Linked DNA regions of Homo sapiens: region 1 is linked to region 2. Evidence: chromatin contacts called from ENCODE Hi-C or POLR2A ChIA-PET data. All regions are on one chromosome and are shown on one strand. The core of a region is the stretch at or near the end of the contact, and the rest is flanking DNA. Distances in the headings are between cores, read along the strand shown.

What was found. A loop is a pair of places that touch in the nucleus more often than their neighbours do. ChIA-PET counts read pairs that join two places held with the same protein, here RNA polymerase II (POLR2A). Pooled maps may share reads with other maps.
Region 1: a loop to region 2 is called in a pooled map, with 6 times the contacts of the local background. The contact joins two enhancer-like sites. A Hi-C loop is called at or near these places in 1 of 50 pooled maps. POLR2A ChIA-PET finds 5 or more read pairs at or near these places in 3 of 52 experiments (activated T-cell, activated naive CD4-positive, alpha-beta T cell and activated naive CD8-positive, alpha-beta T cell).

The regions. Positions count from the first base shown.
Region 1 is chr21:31,628,914-31,631,613 of GRCh38, forward strand. No RefSeq gene overlaps it. Among named protein-coding and RNA genes, the nearest start is that of SOD1, 29 kb to the right of the region's middle. Within about 2 kb of position 1,343, at least 3 of the 41 ENCODE cell types and tissues checked have a DNase peak (open chromatin) inside an H3K27ac peak, as active enhancers do.
Region 2 is chr21:31,353,384-31,356,083 of GRCh38, forward strand. It overlaps a transcript of TIAM1 not described here. Among named protein-coding and RNA genes, the nearest start is that of TIAM1, 10 kb to the left of the region's middle. Within about 2 kb of position 1,333, at least 9 of the 41 ENCODE cell types and tissues checked have a DNase peak (open chromatin) inside an H3K27ac peak, as active enhancers do.

The DNA.
Region 1 (2,700 bases), core at 93-2,592, 280 kb after region 2:
TACTAAAAATACAAAATTAGCCGGGCATGGTGGTACATACCTGTAATCCCAGCAACTTGGGAGGCTGAGGCAGGAGAATCGCTTGAACTTGGGAGATAGAGGTTGCAGTGAGCCAAGATTGTGCCACTGCACTCCAGCCTGGGTGACAGAGTGAGACTCCATCTCAAAAAAAAAAAAAAAAATTACAAAAGTAATACATATTCACAATTAAGAAAAACAATTAAATAGAAAAAAGAGCAAAAATGATTACCTGGGCATGGTGGCAGGCGCCTGTAATCCCAGCTACTTGGGAGGCTGAGGTAGAAAAATTGCTTGAACCCAGGAGGTGGAGGTTGCAGTGAGCTGAGACTGCACCATTGCACTCCAGCCTGGGCAACAAGAGCGAAACTTCATCTCAAAAGAAGAAGAAGAAGACAAAGAACAGAGAGCAAAAATAAAATGTACAAGTCCTTCTCCTTCCCATAACTCCCCCTCGCAGGCCTGCCTTCCGCTAGCCATCTCCTGGACTTCCTCAGGCTTGACCCTGGCATCCAGGGTTTCTCCCTTACTGGCAGGCAACACCCACATTCCAGGTGGGCTTCTTTGGAAGCAGAGTTACTTGCCTTGAGTTGGAGGGGTGGGGTGGAAAATCATCCCTTCCCCACAAGCTAACCACACTCTTCACAGAAAGGATTGCTCTGATGTGCCTATGGATCCTCCCTTTCCCCTTGACAGCCTGCAGGAAAGGAATGGGTTCCAGGTCAGAGAATTGGTCCTGCCACCTCTTAGCAAGTTATGTGGGGTTGCCTTTACTCCTCACTTTGAAATGTCAGCGGCTTGTCACTTGTCACTTATATTCTCGGTTTGAGGCTTCAGCTGACATCCTCAGACAAGAGTCTGTTATGGTCTTTCAAATCTAGGGGTCCGTAGATTGACCACCTAAGACCATATTTGTCCCAGTGGCCATTTCATAGTTGGCTCACTCTTTCTCCAGCATGAACGTGACATGATCAAAATTATGACTGCCCTTCATAAGGGTCATTCTGGCTGCCCTAAAGGGACTTTGCTAGCATCTCTGGCTTCCATGCCTACTCAATTAGAAACTTTCCATCTTTGTCCAGTTTTAACAGACTGAGATCTTGGCCAAGCCTAAAATCTGAGGTTCTCACCTATCATCTCCATGAATGAACAACAAATACTACCTACTTTGCTGATTTCTATGACTCAAATATCCTTTCATTAGCAAAATGCGGAATTACAGAATGGAAGCAGCTTGCATTTTGTTTTGATATGGACTTATTCATCAAATATTTATTAGAGTTGACTCTGTGCTGGCACTATGCCTGGACTGGAGGTTTAATAATGAACAAGACAGGCAAGGTTAAATTTGACGAAAGGCCAGATGCGGTGACTCATGCCTGTAATCCTAGCACTTTGAGAGGCCAAGGCGGGTGGATCGCTTAAGCCCAGGAGCTCGAGACCTGCCTGGGCAACATGGCAAGACCTCGTCTCTACAAAAAATACAAAAATTAGCTGGGCATGGTAGTGTGCGCCTGTAGTCCCAGCTACTTGGAAGACTGAGGTGGGAAGTTCCTTTAAGTCTGGGAGGCAGTGAGCTGAGACCATGCCACTGCACTCCAGCCTGGGAGACAGAGTGAGACCTTGTCTCAAAAAACAAATGGACAAAAGATACCCCTGTGAGCTAGCTTTCAGTTCTGGAGGAAAAAATTCTCTAGGAACTGAAAATCTTAACTTAGTCTCCATGATAACTGAATCTTACCTCTTGTAAAATTTGCCTTAATAGTATTTTTAATAGTTAAAGCATTTAAAATTTTTATGTTGGATTTATTTTATTTCATTTTGGAACTCGGGTTCCAAAGGTAGATTTAATCATACTCCTCAATTTGTGGCACACTTAAAAAAAAGAATAACTTTATTGTGGTAAGAATACTTAACATGAAAGCTACCCTCTTAATACGTTTTCAAGTATACAATACAGTATTGCTAAATATAAGTACAGTGTTGTACAGCAGGTCTCTAGGGCTCATTCATCTTGCTTAACTGACACTTTATGCCTGTTGATTAGAAACTTTCCATTGAGGCCGGGCATAGTGGCTCATGCCTGTAATCCTAGCACTTTGGGAGGCTGAAGCAGGTGGATCACCTGAGGTCAGGAGTTGAGACTGGCCTGGCCAACATGGTGAAACCCCATCTCTACTAAAAATACAAAAATTAGCCAGGTGTGGTGGTGCGCACCTGTAATCCCAGCTACTCGGGAGGCTGAGGCGGGAGGATCACTTGAACCTGAGAGGTTGAGCTTGAAGTGAGCCAAGATCACACCACTGCACTCCAGCCTGGGTGAGATAGCAAGACTCTGTCTCAAAAACAAAGAAAAAAGAAACTTTCCATTGATCTTTCCCCAGCCCCTGGCAACTACCGTTTCACTTTTGTATTCCATGAATTGGCCTATTTTAGATACTAATTTTAAGTGGAATCATGCAGTATTTGTTCTTCTGTGACTGGCTTATTTCACTTAGCATAATGTCTCAAAGTTCATCCATGTAGTCCCATATTGCAGAAGTTTCTTCTTTTCTAAGGCTGAATAATAACATTCCACTGCATGTGTATTCCACACTTTCTTTATCCACTCATTTGCTAATGGACAGTTGGGCTGTTTCTGTATCTTGGCTATTATGAATAATTCTGCAATGAATATGGCAG
Region 2 (2,700 bases), core at 83-2,582:
TCCAGTCACAGGCCTATCCCTTAATCTTCATAAAGCCTCAGTCCCTCATCTGTAAAATGGGAATAAGAGCATTTCCCTCATAAAACTATGTGAAGACAACTTTGATGACAATGAGTTGCTGACATTTCCTGAGCACTTTCTCTGTGAAAGCCACTAGGCTAGGGGCTGCTCATTCAATTTTCTACCTGGTCCTCATGACAGCTCAGCAAGGTACTACTTATTACTAGACCCATTTAACAGATAAAGAAAACTGAGGCACGGAGAGGTTAAATGAACTGCCCAAAGCCACTCAACAAGTAAGAGGCAGGTCTAAAATTCTAACCTAGTCTCTGTGAGGCTGGGACCCCAGCTCTCTCCAACCTCACTACTGCATTTGGGCTACAATCTTGTCATTAACAACCTTGACATCCTTACATTTGATTTATTTGTTTTTATTTATTTATTTATTTATCTTTTTTTTTTTTTTTTTTTTTGAGACAGAGTCTCACTCTGTTGCCCAGGCTGGAGTGCAGTGGAGTGATTTCAGCTCACTGCAACCTCTGCCTCCTGGGTTCAAGCGATTCTGTGTCTCAGACTCCCAAGTAGCTGGAATTACAGGTGCCCGCCAACAAGCCCAGCTAATTTGTGTATTTTTAGTAGAGATGGGATTTCACCATGTTGGCCAGGCTGGTCTCGAACACCCGACCTCACACAATCTGCCCACCTCGGCCTCCCAAAGTGCTGGATTATAGGTGTGAGCCACCATGCCCGGCCTTATTATTACTAATATTACCCTTTGTATCATGAATCTCAGTTTCTGGGTTCACAAAGTCAGAGGGCTGAGTGTGATTCCCAAAGCCTACACTTACTCATGGAGAACCTCATGCCCTCTTAAGGACAAATGTGGCAGGCAAGCAACATATTTTAGGGTTTGTCATGAAGCTCCTGGAAGTTAATTGTCACTCCGTCTGAGAAAGGTGAGTGAACAAGGTATCTAACGTGAGCCAGCTCAATTGCACAAGAGGCAAATAATATGCATAATGCATGTGTGGGAGATTCCTAAATGTATTCCTGGGGCCCTTTCACAGAACCAAGGACCCCCCCTCCACACCCCCACCACACGAAGAGGCAAGTTCAAACTCTGGACTGAGATAATTAACGGCTGGTGGATATTTTACACTGACCTATTTATAATACCTCCCTGAAGTACTAATGTTGGTTCACAATCAAAAGAAATACATACTGAACAGAATCTTGCTCGCAGCTGAACCACCCAACTTCCCGGTAAAACATGCATGACAGGTGACTCACAAGGATGACACAGTTCCTGGCACAGGCACCAAGAGTTACTACCGGTGTGGAGGAGGCTCAGCCAGCAAGTTGACAAACACTTCACCACATCACCTAAAACACCAAAGTTCAACCCTATGCTCTCAGATGCCTGGTTTCTGAGAAAGGGAATTTCTCAGAATGGGACCACAACGCTGACAACCTGCCCAGCTGACAATCCTTGCTGTGGGCTGGCAGACGCCAAGATAAGTCATCTCTGACTTTTATTTTTCTCAGCCTCAACAACTTCACACACCTTGCTTAGGCTCAGGCTTATGATTCAGACTTCTCACCCCTCCCAAAGCCCTGTACCCTGGGAGCCTTTGTTCTTTTTCTGGCCACAGATGAACTCAGCCCATTAAAGAAGAGCTGTAATCCCTTACACATATAACTTTCCATTGGCAAAAATTAGTCAGGTCGGCTGGGTCTGAGGTCAGCAGTCTCCTGCAGAAACACCCACCAGACACTGTTCCCCCACCACCAAAAAAAAAAAAAAAAGGTAGCGGCTAATGAACTGCCCATTAACCGTCTGGTAGAAACACACACACAGATACTACTGACTCATTCCATTTCAATAACCAAAAACAATATTCTTGGCCTTTGGCATGAATATGGGTTTTTGTTTTCTTAAGGATAGTGGCCACCTTGGTCTATTTGCTCCCGTGCAAACTTGTTCATCTTCCGCTTATGAAGGTAACCTTAGACTTGAGGTCTTTGTTCAACATCACCTTCTCAATGAAGGTGTCCTCCTGGCCAGTGGCCCCACCCCACCACCTCCACCCCTCATCCCTGGCACATTTCCTTTCTTACTTCCCTGATTTATTTTTCTCTCCTTTATTATTTATTTATTTATTTATTTATTTATTTATTTATTTATTGAGAAAGAGTCTCGCCCTGTTGCTCAGGCTGGAGTGCAGTGATGTGATCTCGGCTCACTGCAACCTCCACATCCCAGGTTCAAGCAATGCTCTTGCCTCCGCCTCCTGAGTAGCTGGGACTACAGGCGCGTGCCACCACACTGGGCTAATTTTTGTATTTTTAGTAGAGACAGGGTTTTGTCATGTTGGCCAGGCTGGTCTCAAACTGCTGGACTCAAGTGATCTGCCCGCCTCGGCTTCCCAAAGTGCTGGGATTCAGGCGTGAGCACTGCGCGCCCGGCTATTTTTCTCTCCTTTGTACACATGCTGAATATTTTCTTATTTTACTCTTTTTCTTGTTTCTCTCCTCCACTAGAACATAAGCCCCACAAGAGCAGGCACTTTTATCCATTTTGCTCACAGTTCTATTGCAAGTGCCTAGAAGAGGGCTTCATACGTGGTAGACTCTCAACAAATATTGCATGATTTGAATAACGGTCATTCATTACCCCGAGATGATAATTCAAGACAAGAA